Linked DNA regions of Homo sapiens: all the other regions are linked to region 1. Evidence: chromatin contacts called from ENCODE Hi-C or POLR2A ChIA-PET data. All regions are on one chromosome and are shown on one strand. The core of a region is the stretch at or near the end of the contact, and the rest is flanking DNA. Distances in the headings are between cores, read along the strand shown.

The links. A loop is a pair of places that touch in the nucleus more often than their neighbours do. ChIA-PET counts read pairs that join two places held with the same protein, here RNA polymerase II (POLR2A). Pooled maps may share reads with other maps.
Region 2: a loop to region 1 is called in a map of B cell, with 9 times the contacts of the local background. The contact joins the promoter of AFDN here to the enhancer-like site in region 1. A Hi-C loop is called at or near these places in 2 of 168 maps with a recorded cell type or tissue (B cell and naive thymus-derived CD4-positive, alpha-beta T cell) and 9 of 50 pooled maps. POLR2A ChIA-PET finds 5 or more read pairs at or near these places in 2 of 52 experiments (OCI-LY7 and T-cell).
Region 3: a loop to region 1 is called in a pooled map, with 5 times the contacts of the local background. The contact joins the promoter of LINC02487 here to the enhancer-like site in region 1. A Hi-C loop is called at or near these places in 1 of 168 maps with a recorded cell type or tissue (naive thymus-derived CD4-positive, alpha-beta T cell), 1 of 37 single-sample maps with no recorded cell type and 8 of 50 pooled maps. POLR2A ChIA-PET finds 5 or more read pairs at or near these places in 2 of 52 experiments (activated naive CD4-positive, alpha-beta T cell and naive thymus-derived CD4-positive, alpha-beta T cell).

The regions. Positions count from the first base shown.
Region 1 is chr6:167,350,200-167,352,878 of GRCh38, forward strand. No RefSeq gene overlaps it. Among named protein-coding and RNA genes, the nearest start is that of TTLL2, 26 kb to the left of the region's middle. RefSeq lists enhancers at 780-1,458, 1,282-1,576 and a silencer at 800-1,069. Within about 2 kb of position 1,317, at least 16 of the 41 ENCODE cell types and tissues checked have a DNase peak (open chromatin) inside an H3K27ac peak, as active enhancers do; they include B cell, where a contact is called at or near this core.
Region 2 is chr6:167,825,575-167,828,253 of GRCh38, forward strand. It overlaps AFDN (afadin, adherens junction formation factor), which reads left to right and starts at 1,337. Exons shown (of 34, transcript NM_001386888.1): 1 at 1,337-1,663. The coding sequence starts at 1,559. It overlaps AFDN-DT (AFDN divergent transcript), which reads right to left and starts at 1,222. Exons shown (of 2, transcript NR_027906.1): 1 at 1-1,222. RefSeq lists silencers at 306-375, 1,290-1,489 and enhancers at 960-1,029, 1,060-1,139.
Region 3 is chr6:167,694,961-167,697,639 of GRCh38, forward strand. It overlaps LINC02487 (long intergenic non-protein coding RNA 2487), which reads right to left and starts at 1,329. Exons shown (of 7, transcript NR_117092.2): 1 at 1,244-1,329; 2 at 956-1,127; 3 at 375-417.

The DNA of each region.
Region 1 (2,679 bases), core at 67-2,566:
ATTGAAGTAATAACGAGCTCACGTGGAGTCTGAGACGAGACAGGAAATTTGTATGCACGGCATGTGCCTTCGGTGCCCGGGCTATGGAGGAAAGAACACAGACAGTCTTCCTGAGGTGGGGCAGACAAAACCGGTGAAAGTGAAGGAGAATTAAGGCGCTACACGGTGGTCATTCAAAAAGCCTCAGAATTCCCCTCCTAAGAAGATGGAACAGGCGTGCGTTTTCCTCCGTCCCGCAGGTGCAACCGGAAACCTCGGGCAGTGCCCATCAGACAAACGCAGGAAGACGAGAGGCGGAGAGAGGAAGCCCGGGGGAGCCGGGGGACCCTGAGAACGACAGGGTGGGGCGTTCCTGGGTTTTTTTTTTTTTGACTCTTCCACCCCAAACTGGGTGCTCACAAGGACGCGGAGGAAGACAGCCACCGCTGCTGTCTCCAGCCAGAGCACTGGGAGAGGCGCGGCTCCAGGAAACATTTCAAGGACCCTGGGAAATGGGTGGAGATCTCCGAATCTAAAAAACCTTCAGGAGACTGGAAGTGTTTTGAAGTTGAGGGTTGTGGTTCTTTCTCATTTGGTTTCAAAACAGGATCCCCATTTCCCTTAATGTAGGATTCGAAGGCATAAGCAGAAGAGGAAAGGGGTGTCAAGGTCAGAGCCGCCTAGAAGCAGAAGCGCAGGCCAGCGAGATGCTCTTCAGAGTGACTTCGCTGTGGGCTGCGGCAGGCAACAGAAGGAACTCAGCATCCACTGGCCACGATCCCCTCCCCGGAGCGGAGGACAGAGCCCAGTTTCTTCAGGCGGTGGCTCCAGCCAGCTCTGCCCCACAGGGAAGGAGCGCGCAGCTGCCACACACCGCAGGCAGCGCTGACAGACTCGGCCTTCCGGGAGCGCAGGCGGGTGGGGGGCGCCGCCCTTGTCGCTGTCCGGAGCCCCGCAGGCCCGTGGCCCCCTGCCTGGTTCTCCCGCCTCTGCAAGCCTAGCCTTCAGGACTCCGCCTCGCCCCCCTCTTTTCTGTTCGGAGACTCACGGGGCCGTCTGTCTGGACCACGTGTGCACATTTCTGACCACGATTCCTCCGCACACCAGCTACAGGCACCGCAGCGCTGGGGACGGCACAGCTGAACTGTGCTGGCAGCGAAGGGGCCTCACGGGGACGGCTCAGCTCCCTGAGGGCGCAACCCACCTGGTCCGGGGGCGGGGGGGGGGGTGAGGAATAAACTTCCGCGGTTTTCAGTGACCCAGTTTGTTGCATGGCACATGTTGGAAAGGTGAATCTGACCGCGTTGACCGCGTTACTTCAGAGATGCGCTGTGAGCTGCTTTGTGCCGCGAAATGACCTGTTTACCCGACAGCGCCCTCTGCAGCCCAGCGCCGGAACGGGCTTTTTCATGATGTTCCTGCGTTGTGTTTACAGCCTCCCTGCGAGGGGTTCGCACGCACAGGCGGACCTCGTTTTGTTGCGCCTTGCTCTATTGTGCCTCGCAGATACTGCACTTGTTTTTACAAATTGGAAGTTTGTGGTAACTCCGTTGGGGCACATCTGTGGGTCCCGTTTTCAAACAGCTTGTGCTCACTTCATATCTCTGTTTCACATTTTGGTAATTCTTGTAATATTTCGAATTTTTTCATTATCATTATATCTGTCATGGTGATCTGTACTTAGTGATCTTCGATTTTACTCTGTAATTGTTTTGGGGAACCAACAACTGCACCCACGTAAGACAGAAAACGTAATAAATGTCACGTGTGTTCCACATGCTCCACTGACCAGCTGCCCCCATCTCTCTCCCTCCCCTCAGGCCTCCCTATTCCCATTACACTATTAATAACCTACAACGGCCTCTAAGTGTTCAAGTAAAAGGAAGAGACACACATCTCTCACTTTAAATCGAAAGCTAGAGATGATTAAGCTTAGTGGGGAAAGCCTGTTCAAAGTTAAGATAGACTGAAAGCAAGGCCTTTTGCACCCAGGAGTTAGCTCAGTTGTGAATGCAAAGAAAAACCTCTTAAAGGAAATTAAAAGTGCTGCTTCAGTGAACACATGAATGACGAGAAAGTGAAACAGCTTTATTGCTGATATGGATCCCTCAAGCCAAAGCCTAATCCAGAGCAAGGCCTCAACTCTCTTCAGTTCCGCAAAGACTGAGAGGAGTGAGAAAGCTGTAGAAGAAAAGTTTGAATGTAGCAGAGGTTGGTTCATGAGGTTTAAGGAAATAAACCATGTCCATAACATAAAAGTGCAACATGAAGCAACAAGTGCTGATGGAGAAGCTGCAGCAAGTTATCCAGAGACCTAGCTAAGGTAAGTGATGGAGGTGGCCACACCAAACCACAGATTGTCAGTGTAGATGAAACAGCCTTCTGTTGGAAGAAGATGCCATCTAGGACTTTCATAGCTAGAGAGGAGAAGTCAATGCCTATCTTCAAACTTCCAAGGACAGGATGTCTCTTGCTAAGAGCTAATGCAGCTGGTGACTTAAACTTGCGGCCAATCTCATTTACTATTCCGAAAATCCTAGGGCCCTTAAGAATTTTGCTAAATCAGGAGGCCGAGGTGGGTGGATCACCAGAAGTCAGGAGTTTGAGACCAGCCTGACCAACATGGAGAAACCCCGTCTCTACTAAAAAAAAAAAAAATACAAAAAATTTGCCAAGCATGGTGGTGGGTGCCTGTAATAC
Region 2 (2,679 bases), core at 87-2,586, 480 kb after region 1:
GGACCCTCCAACCTCACTCTGTGAGAGGAACACCGCACAGCAGTGTGGGGGCTCGAACACCCCAAGAGCGGCAGAGCGCGGTTCAGAAAACATGACCCTTGAAATGCACACAAAGCCTAACAACGTGTCCTCCGCGGAAGAAAACAGCTTGAAAAGGTCGGCTTTGAAGTGACCCAGCGGAAAGGAATCACCCTGGAAGAAACACGCAGCAGCCCCGGGGCAATGCGCGGGCAGGAGGAGCAGCGAGCGCGGGGAGCGCAGGGCCCTTCGGAGAGGGCGCTCCACCGGCCCTGCGCTCCGTACCTGTGCCGCCACGCCCACCGGTCCCCTGCTGAGCCTAGCACCGCCCATTTAGACCCAGCACCACCCGTCCGGACCGAACCTAGCACCGCCCGTCCGGACCCAGCAGCGCCCATTTGGATACTGCACCGCCCGTCCAGACCCAGAACCGCCCGTCCGGACCCAGTACCACCCATCGGACCCAGCGCCGCCCATTTAGACCCAGCACCGCCAGTCCGAACCGAACCTAGCACCGCCCATGGGACCCATCGCCCGTTCGGACCCAGCACCGCCCGTCCAGATCCAGCACTGCACCCCCATTTGGATCCAGCACCGCCCGTCCAGACCCGGACCCGCCAGTCCGGACCGAACCCAGCACCGCCCATCGGATCCGGCGCCGCCCATTTAGACCTAGCACCACCCATCCGAACCGAACCTAGCACCGCCCATCGGACCCACCGCCCGTCTGGACCCAGCACCGCCCGTCTGGAACCAGCACCGCCCGTCCACAGATCCATCACCACCCATTTGGACCCAGCACCGCCCGTCCCCGCCCGTCCGGACCGAACGCAGCACCGCCCATCGGACCCAGCAGCGCCCATTTAGACCTAGCACCGCCCGTCCGAACCGAACATAGCACCGCCCATCGGACCCATCACCGCCCGTCCAGATCCAGCACCGCCCATTTGGATCCAGCACCGCCCGTCCGGACTCTGCACCGCGCGTCCGGACCCAACACAGCACCACCCATCGGACCCAGCACTGCCCATTTAGATCCAGCAGCGCGCGTCCGAACCGAACCTAGCACCGCTGGTCGGGAAGGAACCCGGTACCGCCGGTTGGGACCCACCACCGCCAGTCCAGACGGAACCCTAGCACCGCGCGGGGCCCGCCCTCCGACACCTCCCTCCCTGGCGGCCGCGGCAGCAGCACCTAGTGGAGCGGCCCGGAGGTGCGGCGGCGCCGCGCGGGGCGGCGGCGCGCACGGCGGGCGGCGGCGCGCACGGCGGCGGGCGGGGCGCGGGCGGGTGCGGGCGGCGGGCGGCGGGCGCCGGGCGCACACCGGCCGGCGGGGCTGAGGCGGCGCGGCGCGGCGCGGACTGAGCCCCAGGCGGAGGCCAAGTCGGAGGACGCGGCGCGGCCGCGGAGGCGGAGGCAGCCGCGGAGGCGGAGGCGGCCGGCGGGGGGTGGCGAGGGGCGCCGGGCCCCCGCGGACCTGTCGTCCTCGGCCCGTCCTCCGGCCCCGGCCCCGCGCGGCTGAGGAGGCGCGGCCAGGACCATGTCGGCGGGCGGCCGTGACGAGGAGCGGCGGAAGCTGGCCGACATCATCCACCACTGGAACGCCAACCGGCTGGACCTGTTCGAGATCAGCCAGCCGACCGAGGTGAGCACCGCCGGGCGCGGGGCCTGCGCGACCCCCGCCCGCTGCGCCGCGCCCCGCCCCTCCCCCCCGCCGCCGCCCGCCAGCCGCGGACCCGCCCTCCTTTCCCCCTCCCCCCTCCGCCCCTTCTCTCCCCTCCCCCTCCCCCAGGCCCACCGCGGGCCCCGGCGTCCCCCGCAGCCCCCGTCCCCCTGCCGCGGTGTATCCCGGGGTCGCGCGGGCCGAGCGGGGGCTGGCGGGGCGCGGCAGTCACCTGTTCCCCTCTCCGGCCGCTCACCTGGTGGCTCACCTGGGCCGCCGCCCCCACCCCCGCGAGCGCGGCGCGGCCCCGGCCTCATCCCCGGCGGCGCGGGGGGCGCGGCGGCGCGCGGGGCCGGCGCCCTCCACCTGCAGCCCGGTTGTGGCTCGCGGCGCCCCTTCGCCGTGGCCGGGATGGAGCCTGTGACGCGCGCTGTGCTTCGGGTTCATAAACTTGCAGGCTGCCAGCTGGGAGGGGAAAGTCAGTATCACAAAGTTCGGGAGGTGCGGGCTGCCTGATGGCACAGGCCCGGAGTCGGACGCCTCCGAGGAAAGGCGCGCCTTCTCCACCTTCGGGGCCGCGAGGAAGGGCCCTCTGCGGCGGCCTCTGCCCGGAGGGAGGCGCCGGCCCCAGGCTGGCTCCCTGAGAGGAGGAGGAAATCACGCTCGCTCCTGGCCTGGTAACAATGGGGGTTGTTTATAGCAAAGCTGCTGAAAGCGTTCCGAGCAGCTTTTAAAAAAATGTTTGAGTCCAAGTCCACTAGGAAGGGCTCCGTGGAGAGGGGAGGGAGGTGAAGGGTCGGGGAGCAACCCTGTAAATCGCTCCGCAAGGGTCGGTTCCGCGCTCTGTTCATTCGGTGGCTGCACAGACTTTACCAGCATAAAAAAATTTCACTCAATATTTGTGCCCGTTTAGGAAATCATTTTAATAGCGTCTATTTTTGATTTGTTGTAATAGGTAATTTATAGTTAATACTTGCTATAAAATACTAGCTCCTAGG
Region 3 (2,679 bases), core at 79-2,578, 340 kb after region 1:
CCAGCCTGGCCAACATGGTGAATCCCCATCTCTACTAAAAATACAAAAAATTAGCTGGGCATGGTGCCGGGTGCTTTTAATCCCAGCTACTCTGGAGGCTGAAGCAGGAGAATCGCTTGATCCCAGAAGACACAGGTTGCAGTGAACTGAGTTCACGCCATTGCTCTCCAGCCTCGGCCGCAAGAGCTAAACTCAGTCAAAAAAAGAAAAAAAAAAAAACAGAGAGAAAAGGCATATTACTAGTACAACAAACGACAATAATTTTTCTGGCAATTGGACTGACACCAGATTTCCCACAAACTATGTTGAGCTAAACTACTGTTTAATAGGGAGAGCAAGAAAGACATTTTTGGACAATGTCTAGAAGAACTTACCACTTGTGGAGCGCTGCTGAAATGACAACTGTGGAAGAGTTTCCTGAGTAAGAAGCAAATTAAAACCAGAAAGAAAAATGGGATTCACTAGGAATGTTGAGTAATGCGATATACAAAAATATTAGTAAATGTGAACATTGATGATAAAAAAATCAATAATAATAATAATAACAAAAACAACAGTGGCAGCCATGAAGACTCTAAGGGCTTAATAACAGCCTGAAACTACAATGCCAGCCCAGTAACAAAGAAGGTCAGTCAGGGCTGTAGATACTAAAGTGTTCTGAGGTCCACCTGTTCTTCAGAGCAGGGTATGGATATTGGTTTTTTAGGTCTTATTATGTGCAATAGGCTAAAATTTTTTGAGTAAGCACTAAAATAATAGATACAACTTCTAGGCCCTGAAGGAAAAGAGAGAATAAAACACAATCATTTCAATCAAAGACAAAAAACTAAATACTAAAAAAAAAAAAAAAAAAAAAGGCAAGGAAAATCATGACAAATGGAGAGAACAGAATGAGGTGGTGGTGGGAAGTCCACAAACACGAAGAACACGAGAAATACACGCAGTCGCCACTCACCAGGTGAGACCGCCGTGGTCTCCTGTTGCTGCACACAGAGGCACCGTCTGTCAGGAGCTTTCTGGGCCTCATCACAGATTCGGCAGTGGCAGATCTGACTGGGAACCAGCGAAATCATTGCCCCGGGGTTTCTCACTCAGACGGTCTAAAGACCATGCTTTGAGAAACACTGCTGAAACATGAAAGAAACAGTCTCTGTCCTTCGTTTGCAAGGCCTTCCACTCACAATAAAATCCGTATTTCACACAATTATGCAGAATGATGCTCATTTAATGAGTTAATTCTCACCCCCCTCCCAGTAGTGTGGCCCCATTAGTCTCAGTGGGCCTGTTGGGAGTAAAAGCCGTGGCCTCCTAAAAGCTGCAACCATAGACCAAGACCAAGCTTTCTGCTTCCTTATAAAGGCCTACCTCAACTCCCCCGCCCCTTCCCATCCTCTGATGGGGGAGGGCAGGGCAAGGTGGGCGTGGAGCCTGGGGGTGCACGCTCACGCACATCTCTATGACCAAGCAACTTCACTCCTGAGGATTCGTCCAAAGAAATATTCACGAAGTCCACAAGGATTTACAGACAAAGATCTCTATTGTAACATTGTCTGTAATAGCAAAAATTGGAAAGAACCCAAATGTCAATCAACAGGGATTTGGTTAAATAAATCATGGTAGAGCCATGCAAGGCAGCCATTAAAAAGAATGAAATAGATCAATAGGCATTGATGTGCAAAGAAGTCTGAGACATATTATTAAGTTAAAAAAATGTGCCAGAGCCATATGTAGAGCATGATCCAGTTCTTATAAGGATGAACTCATGTGCCACCTTTGTCTCAGAACAGGCAGCGAGAAACAAAACGTGAAGGGTGTTTACCAGGCTCTGGCTCGAGGGGCAGTGGAGATGATGGAAGTATTTAATTTCTGATCTTTTTCCATTTCTCCACTGTTTAGGTTTTTTTGTTTGATATTTTTAACTAGGCTGTATTTCTTTTACGGACAGGAAAAAAGCAATAAAGAGTTTTTTAATGTAAAGTTATCTTTATATGAGTTTTTAAAATTGCTATTGTTCTTTGTAATAAGAAGGGATTTATCCTGACACTTCTGGCTATATGTGATCTGTTTCTCTACTGAGAATCTTCATCTTCAGGATTATTGCTGTTACACGAACCAGCAGGGCCACATTCTCGCTTTCTTTTCTCTCTCTTTTTTCTTTTTTTCTTTTTCTTTTTTTTGGACTTTTATTTGTAGGGGGAGGAGTATGGGCTGTGAAAGACACATTTGGCGAAGGATTCTTTTTGTTTTGGCAAAGAATTACTTTTTATCATATACTACAGGGTATCTTTTTCAAACAAAGCACTCAGAAATGCAAAACTAATTTCATTTATTATAAGATTTGTGCACACATGATCTATACTGACAGGAAACACTGAGATAATCGAAATAACTTCTTTATATCCTTCACAATCCTTACACAACATTCACATACCACGAAAACCTTTGTTTCATGAATGAATCACAGAATATTCTCTTGGTGATGGCAAGTCAGTGCCGTGGGTCCGTGAGTGTTGGCAGAGCTGCACCTCTGAGGGCTGTCTCCAGGCGGCCACTCTGGAACTGCTGGCCGCTCTCTTCCTTTCAATCACACCATCTGGCTGCACTCGGAGCATCTGTTCTGAGCTGCAGCCTCAGGGCGGTGGCCTTGCCCCTGCCATCGTGGCGTGCCATCTCCTCCTG